Linked DNA regions of Homo sapiens: region 2 is linked to region 1. Evidence: chromatin contacts called from ENCODE Hi-C or POLR2A ChIA-PET data. All regions are on one chromosome and are shown on one strand. Each heading gives the region's core, a stretch centred on a gene start or an enhancer-like site at or near the end of the contact. The rest is flanking DNA. Distances are from core to core; before and after follow the strand shown. Region 1 overlaps HOGA1 (4-hydroxy-2-oxoglutarate aldolase 1). Region 2 has its middle 11 kb from the start of ZFYVE27.

What was found. A loop is a pair of places that touch in the nucleus more often than their neighbours do. ChIA-PET counts read pairs that join two places held with the same protein, here RNA polymerase II (POLR2A). Pooled maps may share reads with other maps.
Region 2: a loop to region 1 is called in a pooled map, with 3 times the contacts of the local background. The contact joins two enhancer-like sites. A Hi-C loop is called at or near these places in 2 of 50 pooled maps. POLR2A ChIA-PET finds 5 or more read pairs at or near these places in 6 of 52 experiments (H1, HEK293T, HepG2 and 3 more).

Annotation. Positions count from the first base shown.
Region 1 is chr10:97,592,525-97,598,275 of GRCh38, forward strand. The region is part of intron 1 of HOGA1 (4-hydroxy-2-oxoglutarate aldolase 1); the gene reads left to right. Among named protein-coding and RNA genes, the nearest start is that of C10orf62, 5.7 kb to the left of the region's middle. RefSeq lists an enhancer at 3,748-4,042. Within about 2 kb of position 4,304, at least 17 of the 41 ENCODE cell types and tissues checked have a DNase peak (open chromatin) inside an H3K27ac peak, as active enhancers do.
Region 2 is chr10:97,722,985-97,729,256 of GRCh38, forward strand. No RefSeq gene overlaps it. Among named protein-coding and RNA genes, the nearest start is that of ZFYVE27, 11 kb to the right of the region's middle. Within about 2 kb of position 3,972, at least 13 of the 41 ENCODE cell types and tissues checked have a DNase peak (open chromatin) inside an H3K27ac peak, as active enhancers do.

The DNA.
Region 1 (5,751 bases), core at 3,054-5,553:
CCACCGTGCCCAGCCAGAAAATCCCTGTACTATTTTTGAAACTTTTCTGTAAATCTAAAAGTAATTCAATATTTCAAGTTAAAAAAAAAGTTTTCAGACAATTTGATTATGAGTGTGTGTCAAAGTTTGATTATCGTTGTAATGCAAGCAAAATGACCTGTAAGCAGCTAACTCAAATATATACTCTTGGTAAGAATATTTTTATTAAAAAAAGAATGGTCAGGCTGGGCGTGGTGACTCCTGTCTGTAATCCCTGCACTTTGGGAGGCCGAGATGGGCAGATCACTTGAGGTCAGGAGTTTGTGAGACCAGCCTGGACAACCTCGTGAAACCTCGTCTCTACTAAATATGCAAAAATGAGCTGGGCATGGTGGTGCCCACCTTAATCCCAGCTGCTTGGGAGGCTGAGTTGGGAGGATTGCTTGAATCCAGGAGGCGGAGGTTGCAGTGAACAGTGATCGCTCCACTGCACTTTAGCCTGGGCGACAGAGTGAGACTCTGTCTCAAAAAAAAAAAAAAAAAAAAAAGAGAATGGTCAGATCACTCACTGTTAAGACTACGTAAAGACAAAGAAGAGTAGTTAACAGCTTCTAGGCTCTTGCCTGAGAGTTGGCTGGGAGGGTGGCTAATTTTCCAGATCAAGTCTTAATTCCATTAAAGTTCATTGGGGGCCGAACACGGCGGCTCACGCCTGTAATCCCAGCACTTTGGGAGGCTGAGGCAGGTGGGTCATCTGAGATCAGGAGTTTGAGACCAGCCTGGCCAACATGGTGAAATCCCATCTCTACTAAAAATACAAAAAATTAGCTGGGTGTGGTGGCAGGCACCTGTAATCTCAGCTACTCGGGAGGCTGAGACAGAAGAATTGCTTGAACCTGGGAGGTGGAGGTTGCAGTGAGCCGAGACCATGCCACTGCCCTCCAGCCTGGGTAACAGAGCCAGACTCTGTCTCAAAAAAAACATAAAAAAGAAAAAAATAAATAAAGTTCATCACAAAAATGCTTAAGCATTTCATCAGGAATGTAATTTCTTTCCAGAGGGAGGTTATGAATTATGTCATGCAAAAAACTTTGGCCGCAGACCAGGGCAGAAAAAAATAAAGAACTTCTTTTTCTTTTGCACAACAAATTGTCAACACACACCTCAACACCTATGCTAGGCACCACACAGGAGGCCAGAATGCATCCAGGCAAAGTAAGGCAAGCACTGGGCAAGGAAAACAGAATGCTGGGTAGCCGACTTGAGCTTGTTGGCCCGCATTTGGAAGGTGTTCCAGGCAGAAGGGAACAACACAAGCAAGGGTGCAGAGGGAGGGAAGTGCAGTGTCTGGGGAACCATGGCAGTCAACTTGTTTTTTTTTTGAGACCGAGTTTCACTCTTGTCACCCAGGCTTGAGTGCAGTGGCACGACCTCGGCTCACTGTAACCTCTGCCTCCCGGGTTCAAGCGATTCTCCTGCCTCAGCCTCCCGAATAGCTGGGATTACAAGCGTGCACCACCACGCCCAGCTAATTTTTGTATTTTTAGTAGAGATAGCGTTTCACCACGTTGGCCAGGCTGGTCTCGAACTCCTGACCTCAAGTGATTGGCCTGCCTTGGCCTCCCAAAGTGCTGGAATTACAGGCATGAGCCACTGCGCCTGGTCTTTTTTTTTTTTTTTTTTTTTTTTTGAGACAGAGTCTCACTCTGTCACCCAGGCTACCGATCAGTGGTGCGATCTGGGCTCACTGCAACCTCCACCTCCCAGGCTTAAGCAATTCTCCTGCTTCTGACTCCCGAGTAGCTGGGATTACAGGTGCGCGCCTCCATGCTTGGCTAATTTTTGATTTTTAATTTTTTTTATTTTTTTAAGACAGAGTCTTACACTGTCACCCAGGCTGCAGTGCAGTAGCCCAATCTTGGCTCACTGCAACCTCTGCCTCCTGGGTTCAAGCAATTCTCCTGCCTCGGCCTCCTGAGTAACTGGGATTACAGGTGCCTGCCACCATGCCCAGCTAATTTTTGTATTTTTAGTAGAGACGGGGTTTCACCATGTTGGCCAGGCTGGTCTTGAACTCCTGACCTTGTGGTTCGCCCGCCTCGGCGTCCCAAAGTGCTGGGATCACAAGTGTGAACCATTGTGCCTGGCCTAATTTTAATTTTTTTTTAGTAGAGACAGGGTTTCACCATGTTGGCCAGGCTGGTCTCGAACTCCTGGCCTCAAATAGTCCACCCGTCTTGGCCTCCCAAAGTGCTGGGATTACAGGTGTGAGCCACTGTGCCTGGCCCAATTTCTTATTTTATAGGAGAGGTCAGATTGAAAAATTGTGTCTAATCCCACACATGGGGGTGGGGGTGGAGGATTGAAGAGTTCTAGGGACCTTTGTAGATGGGTGCTGTCCATGGGGAAATATTATACAAGGAACAGGTAACGGAAATGCAGAGCAGGGAGGCCCAGTGGAGAGATCCCAGGAAGACTTCTCAGAGGAGGTGGCAATGATGATGGACTAAGAACGCATAATAATGTCTGGGGACACTCCTTATGTGATTCTTTTTAGCCACAGTAAGTCACCATGTTGCTTATGTGTCCCCAGCCCCAAACGCCCACTCCCCTCACTGCCACCCCAGCTCCCAGAGCAGCAAGTGTAATCATGGGGGCAGGGGAGAGTATCTTCCTTTGTCTTACAGCTGGAGGGGGCCTTGTACACCCACTCCTAATATCACAGTAGGTGTACAATGAGAGGTCATTGAGAGCAGCCTCCCCTTCAACACCAGCCACCCTCCTGATTTAAGGTTTGAGCACTTTCTCCTGACTCCATAAGAATGACAGCTAACACTTATTGAGCACCAGGTTCTATTCGAAGTACTTTATAAATAGTATCTCATTTAAACTTCAAAACAACTCTGAGAGGCTGGGTGTGATGGCTCATGCCCATAATCCCCAGCACTTTGGGAGGCCAAGGCAGGCGGATCACCTGAGGCCAGGAGTTCGAGACCAGCCTGGCCAACATGGTGAAACCCTGTCTCTACTAAAAATACAAAAATTAGCCGGCATGGTGTCAGGTGCCTGTAATCCCAGCTACTCAGGAGGCTGAGGCAGGATAATTGCTTGAGCCTGGGAGACAGAGGCTGCAGTGAGCCGAGGTCGCACCACTGCACTCCAGCCTGGGCAACAGAGTGAGACTCTGTCTCAAAACAAAACAAAACAAAACTCTGAGAAAGGCACTAATATCATCACTATTTTTTAATTGAGTTAGCCTGGGCTTCTCTGACTTCAGGGCCTGTGCATCTGACCCCTCTTCTGTGAGCCCTCTGCTTTTCTGCTTTTTCCCCAGTCCCTGCTTCATTGGAGATCCTGGCCTTTTCCTCTCCTCTGGCCCCCTCTCTACACTAACAGGGACACATCAGGCTCACACCTGGACATCTAACCAGGGTGAAGGAGGGGCTCTTTGGGGTACCCACTCACAGATTTCTGGGACATTTTCTTATCCTTTAAAACAGTCCTATAAGCTAGGATTGAAATGATTTCACTGTCATCCCATAGAAAAGGAAACAGACTCAAAGATGTGATGTGACTTGTTCAATATCCAGAGGTGACTCTTGAGTCTAGTGCTGCCCTGACTACGCCACACTCCCTCTTCTCCAGCCAGGCACTTCTTCCTTCTTGGGAGTCAGGCATGAGTCAGTTGCCCCCTTCAATGAGACAGAAGAGAGGGCTGTGTCATAGAAGCTTTGAGCACAGTGTCTGCTTCTGACTCCCAGAGTGCAAGCCTCAGCTGTCCTGCTGTTTAGACCAGCTCCACCTGTAGGGCCCCTGGAACTGACCAGCAGGATGAGAGGTGAAGGAAGAGGGTGATGGTGGCTGAATCAGTGGCCGCAGCAAGAACCTGCCCCAGCCCAGGACGGCAGGCAGGGTTGGGGAGGAAGATGACTTTGGTATTGGAACAGAGAGAGTGGCAAGAGTTTGATCTTTGACTCTTTAGTCAGAGGGTGCTGGTCCAATCGTAGCTAGATTGGAGTCCTCACCCAGGGCTGGCAGCTTTTACGGAGAGCACTGCAGCCCCATGTAGCAAGACACAGGGAGGCCCTTCCTTGGGCTGCTAGCCTGACACACAGGAATCAATCCCCCAGAAGCAATCCCACAGGAGCGAGAAGCTGTGTGCCTCCAGACGTTCCCTGCAATGTTACCAATGCAAAATAACTACCAAAAAAAAAAAAAAAAAAGCAGCTAAATATCCAATGAGAGATATCCTGATATCCTGGCAACTCACTCTGGAATCTGACGGTGTAGTGAACAGCATGGAAAAAGTTGGTGGAATGAAGTGGAGTCTACATCACACAGTGTCCCCTGAAGGATGACTCACAGGAACAATTTCTCTTGGTCCCAGTGCCAGGAAACTCTGTGTTTCTCCGGGGCAGTTGCTTTGCTTTTATCTTTTGGGTTCTACATGTCTGTTAGCTGACCATGTTTCCCTTTTAGCTCTGGCTATCAGGAAACTCCACATCGAATTTCTGGCTCATTTCTCACAACTATATGGCAGGAACTTTGTATACCAATACTGCTTGTGGCCTTATTTTCATTTCCTTCTCCCAAATAGCCTCCAATTTTTTTTTTTTTTTTGAGACAGGGTCTTGCTCTGTCACCCAGGCTGGAGTGCAGTGGCACAATCATAGTTCACTGCAGCTTCAAATGCACCTGGTTTATTTATTTTTTATTTTTTTGTAAAGTCAGGGTCTCACTTTGTTACCCAAGGTGGTCTCGAACTTCTGGCCTCAAGTGATCCCCCCATCTTAGCCTCCTGAAGTGCTGGGATTACAGGCCCAAATATCCTTCTATTAATTAAGAATCCTGTTGTATTGTACTCTGTGTTTGTAAACTACTGCCATTTTTTTTTTCTTTAATGGAGTGGGATAGAGAGGAGAAAGAAGAAGAAAGAGAAAGTTAAGCGGGCTGGGCACTGTGGCTCACCTGTAACTGGTACAGGTATACTGGTTAGACATATCCCAAGTAAGTGATTGATAAAAACAGGAAAACGCAAAATAAAGCAATGAGATTCACTTTTCACCCAGAAAGTTGGCAAAAATTTGTTCTGACAATACCATGATTTGGCATGTATGACATTCTATGCTGCTCCTGAGGTCTACACTGATTGATTAGAAATGTGGCGCACAGTCAGGCATGGGGGCTCATGACTGTAATCCCAGCACTTCTGGAGGCTAAGGTGGGAGGATCACCTGGGCCCAGGAATTCGAGCCAGCCTGGGCAAAATAGTGAAACTCCATCTCTACAAAAAAAACTACACAAATTAGTTGGGCATGGTAGCTCATGCCTGTAATCCTAGCTGGCTAAGACAGGAGGATCACTTGAACCTGGGGGGCTAAGGCTGCCGTGAGCCGTGATTGTGACACTGCACTCCAGCCTGGGTGACAGAGTGAGACCCTCAAAGAAAAAGTAAATACATAAAAAATGTGTCACAGATGAAGGTGCACATAGCTATGACTCAGCAATTAACACACCAAAGTATCTGAACTCTAGAGGAACTCTTAGACATATGCACAGAAGACTTTACAGAAAATGTTTGTTTCAGCATTGTTTGCAATAGCAAATAGAAGAAAACATTCTTTTCTTCTTTTTTCTTTTTTGGTAGAGACAGGTAGGCCATTTTTTGGTAGAGACAGGCAGCCATGCTGCCCTGCCTGGTTTTGAACTCCTGGGCTCAAGCGATCCACCCACCTTGGCCTCCTAAAGTGCTGAAATTATAGGTGTGAGCCA
Region 2 (6,272 bases), core at 2,722-5,221, 130 kb after region 1:
CCAAAGTGCTGGGATTACAGGCATGAGCCGCCACACCTGGCACCTCATTCCTTTTGAACTGGGTGGCTGTTTGGGATCTGGTAGGCACCAAGGCTGTGCCATTCCTTCCGCAGCACAGATGGGGACAGGAAGCTGCTGGAGGCTGGAGGCTGACCCTCCAGGCTTCATACTTGCCTGTCCCTCCAGCTAGAGGCAAGTTATCCTTGCTGCCATCTCCAGGATGCCTGAAGGCAGTGCTCTGACATGCAGTTGTGAAGCACTTCTGAGTCAAGGCTGGGAAGAGGGAGAAAGGGAAGTAGCTTTAGGAAGGACCTACCATGAGCCAAGAACATAATGGGTGCCTTATATAACATCTCTTATCCTCCCATTTCCACGAAGTAGCAAATACCCCCATTTAACAGTCATGGAAACAGGCTCACAGGGGTAGGTTGATGTGGCCTGGCACTTGAATGCGCACTGACCGAAACAAGATTCAAACTCAGGTCTGTGCCACCATGCCACCATGCTGCTTCAAGGATTTCCCAGCAGACAAGCTTTTTCCCAACCATCTGAATACTTCATCCAAACTTCATCCGAGTTTTGAAATATTTACATCTTGAGCTAATGCAGGAAAGAAAGACTAAAGAATAGGCCAGGAGGCCAGGTGCAGTGCCTCACGCCTGTAATCCCAGCACTTTGGGAGGCTGAGGCAGGTGGATCACTTGAGGTCAGGAATTCGACACCAGCCTGGCCAACATGGTGAAACCCCATCTCTACTACACACACACACACACACACACACACACACACACACACACACACACACACACAATTGGCTGGGCATGGTGGCGGGCATCTGTAATCCTAGCTACTCAGGAGGCTGAAGCAGGAGAATCGCTTGAACCCAGAAGCCAGAGGTTGCAGTGACAGAAGCCAGAGGTTGCAGTGAGCTGAGATGGTGCCACTGCACTCCAGTCTGGGTGATAGGCTGGGCGTGGTGGCTCACACCTGTAATCCCAACACTTGAGGAGGCCAAGGCAGGGGGATTGCTTGAGCCCAGGATTTCGAGACCAGCCTGAGCAACATAGCAAGACTCCATCTCTACAAAAAATAAAAAAATTAGCTGGGCATGGTGGCATGCAGCAGTAGTCCCAGCTACACGGGTGGCTGAAGTGAGAGGATTGCTTGAGCCCAGGAGGTTGAGGCTGTAGCGAGCTATGAGTGCACCACTGTACTCCAGCCTGGGTGACAGAGCAAGACCCTGTATATATTTAAAAAAAAGGTATTACAAATCTGAATTATGTCACTTCTCTCTTCCCAGGCTATAATGAAGTTAGCTAGTTACCTTTAGGTATAATCAGCTTATTATGCCGAGGTCACTCTCCCATTCCCTGGAGACCATCCCTCTGTCCGCAGGATGTGAGAAGGATATGTCAGAGGGCCTCCCAGCCCCTCCTCCCTCTCGTGGCCCTGTGCCAGAGGTGTGGACACCTGACCTGACTCCAAACTCTGGATACTAAAGCCTCTGCCTTTTGCAATCTTGTCCTGTACTCTGTTCTGTCTCCTTTTGTGTCTCCCAGGCAGTTAGCATGACTCGTTCTAATTTTTGGGTGAGCTCAGGCTGTGATGTCAGAGGTGAGCTCTATCTCTTATTAGTTGTCCAGTCTTAGGCAATTTATGAAACCTCTTTGCCTCTTAGCTTCCTCACTTAGTAAATGGGGATAATATTAGTACCTACCTCACTGGGCTGTTGAAAGAGCTTCATGAGATGAGGCGTGCCTGGCAATTTCATCAGTGCAATTCAGCCCTCAGCAGTATATGTTTGTTGGGAGGATTTCATAAGATATACATAAAATGCTGGGCTCAACGCCTGACCCACAGTCATAGTTAGTGCTCATAAATGTGAACTCCCTCCTGCCCCATTCCACTCTGGGTCTCCCTGCACCTAAGGAATGATAATCTCACCAGCCTTGGCTAATCCTTCTTTCTCATTGGTGTCTACTGTTCTTTCTTGAATTCTTTCTTGTGTGTGTGTGTGTGTGTGTTTTTTTTTTTTTTTTTGAGACGGAGTTTCACTCTTGTCACCCAGGCTGGAGTGCAATGGAGTGATCTCAGCTTACTGCCACTATGGAGGCTGAGGCAGGAGGCTCACTTGAGCCCAGGAGTTTGAGGTTGCAGTGAGCTATGATTATGCCACTGCACTCCAGCAAGACCCTGTCTCAAAAAAAAAAAAAAAGAGAAAGAAAACATATTCATAATGTCCAAAAGCTTCCCTGTGCTCTTTGTACTCCCTCTTCTTTCCTTCCCATCTCCCCCACACCAGGGAACCATTGATCTGCTTTCTATGATTATAGAATTCTAGAATTTTATATAAATGAAATGTATAGTATGTGCTCCTTTTGGGAGAGGGCGGTATCTGGCTTCTTTCACTCAGCTTAATTATTTTGAGATTCATTCATGATGTTGCAGTAACAGTAGTTCATTTTCATTGCTGAGTGAATATACAGATACACTATAATTTGTTTAGCCTGTTGATGGACATTTGTGTTGTTTCAAATTTTTGGTTATTGCAAATATAGCTGCTTTGAACGTTCATGTACACGTCTTTGTGTGGACACATATGCTTTAATTTATTTTGGGTAGACAGCTAGCAGTGGAATGGCTCATTTGTGTGGTAGGCTTATTGTTTTTATTATTTTAAAATTGTCTATACCCCAGATGAAATCTGGTGTGTGTGTGTGTGTGTGTGTGTGTGTGTGTGTGTGTGTGTGTTCTTGCTTGGGATTTGTAACAGAGGGGGTGATTCTGGACTCACAGACTAAATTAGGAAGTTTTTCATACTGTTCTATGCTCTGGAATAGTTTAACTATATCATTTTAAAAAATGGGTTCTAGCTGGCACGGTGGCTCATGCCTGTAATCCCAGCACTTTGGGAGGCCAAGGGGGGCAAATCACCTGAGGTCAGCAGTTCGAGACTAGCCTGGTCAACAAGTGTTCAATAAATACATCTTTATGTATTTATTTACTAGACCATTAAGTTTAGTAGAGACCAACCCTACCTCTCCAAAAAAGCAGAAAAATTAGCTGGTTGTGATGGCAGGTGCCTGTAGTCCCAGCTACTCGGGAGGCTGAGGCAGGAGAACTGCTTGAACCCAGGAGGCAGAGGTTGCAGTGAGCCGAGATCGCGCTGTACTCCAGCCTGGGCAACAGAGAGAGACAGACTCCGCCTCAGAAAAAAAAAAATGGGTTCGATAAAATTTGTCTATGAAATAAATCTGGGCCTGATGCCTTTTGGGTTTTACATTTTTATTTCTTTTTATTTTTAATTCTTTCAAGTTTGTAAATGATAGTTGGTGTATTCAGGTTTTTTGGTGGGTCACGTACTGCTCTCCCATTGGTGGTATACTTATTCAGGGTGTCTGTCTGTCCCACTAGGCTGTAAGCTTTTCAGGAAAGAATTCCAGGCTCTTCATCTCTATAATCCCATGAAAGGCACATGATACGTAGTCATTTGGTGGAATGAATAAATGCTGATGGCTAGCTGCTATAACAAATACACCTCAGCATTTCAGCAGTTTCATATAATGAAAATCTATTTGTTATTCATATACAAATCTATTTCTTCCTCACATAATTGTGCACTGTGGCTACTCTGGGGCAGAGGGAGACGCTCCACCATACGGTGACTCAAGGACCCAGGCTCCTTCCACCCCGTGGCTCGGCCATCTGCTCTGCACTGAGCTCGCAGGTGAGGGAGGAGAGGCAGGAGAAGGTTTCCTGCTTCCTGCATACCTTCATCTAGAAGTAACAGTCAGCGCTCCCACTCACCTCCTTGGGAGTAACAGGACCTGACCTATAAGCAGAGGATGCTGGGAAATGTAGTCCCTAGCCAGGCAGCTGCTGCGTAGCAACAACTCTATATCATGGTAGGGGGCACAGGACTTTTTGGTGGACAGTTAATCGTCGCTTTCAAGGGAGGCACAAGGTTTTATTGCTGAAGTTTTCATTGCCTTGCTCTGTGAACTCTTTTAGTGCCAGTGTTTGATGAATGGTTGTTTTCATGGCTGCCAAGAGCTGTTGAGTAAGAATGTAACTGCAGACAGTCATTTCCTTGCTGTGTTTGTCCAACAACCACTGTCTCACAGCTGGAAAACTCATTACTCATGAGTACTTCTTTCCCAGGTACAAGAACATAAAGATGTATTTATTGAACACTTTTTAGGGCAATGACACTGAACTGTTAATCCAAAAATATACACTGGTCAAACGATAAGCTTAAATACTAGAGAAAATCCAAATATTAAGGAGACTTTAAAGATACATACCAGTCAAATATTTCTTTCATTTGTCTATTCATTTTTTCTTTCTTTTTTTGTTTTGTTGCATCTATTCATTTTAAAAATGGAAACCTAATTCATATACCATAATATTTCACATAATATGACATAAAAATTCCCAGTTTTATTTTTATTTATTTATTTAGAGACAGAGTCTTGCTCTGTTGTCCAGGCTGGAGTGCAGTGGTGCGATTTCAGCTCACTGCAACCTCCGCCTCTCGGGTTCAATAGATTCTCCTGCCTCAGCCTCCCGAGTAGCTGGGATTACAGGCACCCACCACCATGCCAGGCTAATTTTTGTATTTTTCATAGAGATGGAGTTTCATCATGTTGGCCAGGCCGTTCTTGAACTCCTGACCTCAGGTGATCCACCTGCCTCAGCTTTCCAAAGTGCTGGGATTACAGGCGTGAGCCATTGCACCTGGCCAAAAATTCCTAGTTTTAAAGTGTACAATTCAGTGGTTTTCAGTATATTCAGAAGGTTGTATAACCATCACCACCATCTAATTCGAGGACATTTCCATCACCCCAAAGAGAAACCCTGTACCTGTTAGCAGTCACTCCCAGTTCCTCCCTCCTTCCAGTCTCTGGCAACCACTAATTTACTCTGTCTCTATAGATTTGCATATTCTGGCTGGGTGCGGTGGCTCGTGCCTTAATCCCAGCACTTTGGGAGGCTGAGGTGGGAAGATCACCTGAGGTCAGGAGTTCAAGACCAGCCTGGCCAACATGGTGAAACCCCATCTCTAGTAAAAATACAAAAAAATTAGCCAGGTGTGGTGGCGGGCGCCTGGTAATCTTAGCTACTCAGGAGGCTGAGGCAGGAGAATCACTTGAACCCAGGAGGCAGAGGTTGCAGTAAGCCAAGATCGTGCCACTGCACTCCAGCCTGGGTGACAGAGAGAGACTCTGCCTCAAAAAAAAAAAAAAAAAAAAAAAAAGATTTGTTTATTCTGGACATTTTACATAAATGGAATAGTATGTGGCTTTTATGTCTGGTTTCTTTCACTTAGCACAATGTTTTCAAGGTTCATTCATGTTGTAGCATGTATTAATAACTCATTTCTTTTTTTGTCTTCCAATATGATCTCAAGACTCATTTTTTATGGTGAATAATATTCCAGTGAACGGATAGAATATATTTTGTTTATATCATTCACTAATTTTTAATTTTTTTTTTTTTTTTTTGAGACAGAGTCTTGCTCTGTCGCCCAGGCTGGAATGCAGTGGCGCGATCTCAGCTCACTGCAAGCTCCGCCTCCCGGGTTCATGCCATTCTCCTTCCTCAGCCACCCGAGTAGCTGGGACTACAGGCGCCCACCACTATGCCCAGCTAATTTTTTGTATTTTTAGTAGAGACGGGGTTTCACTGCATTAGCCAGGATGGTCTCAATTTCCTGACCTCGTGATCCACCCACCTCAGCCTCCCAAAGTGCTGGGATTACAGGCGTGAGCCACCGTGCCCGGCTTTAATTTTTTTTTTTTTTTTTGAGACAGAGTTTCCCTCTGTCACCTAGGCTGGAGTGCAATGGCGCGATCTCAGCTCACTGCAACCTCCGCTTTCCAGGCTCAAGCGATTCTCGTGCCTTAGCCTCCTGAGTAGCTGAGATTACAGGCAAGCGCCACCATGCCTGGTTAATTTTTGTATTTTTAGTAGAAATGGGGTTTCGCCATGTCAGCCAGGCTGGTCTTGAACTCCTGGCCTCAAGTGATCCGCAGGCCTTTGTCTCCCAGAGTGCTGGGATTAGAGGCGTGAGCCACACCGCCCAGCCTCTTAAAATTTTTTTAATTGTAGTAACATACACATAACATAAAATTGACCATTTTCAAGTGTACAGTTCGATGGTATTAAGTCCATTCATGTTGTTAAACAACATGGTCTATACTGGCTGTTGTGCAACCATCACCACCATCCATCTCCATGGCTCTTCTCATCTTGCAAAACTACCACCCTGA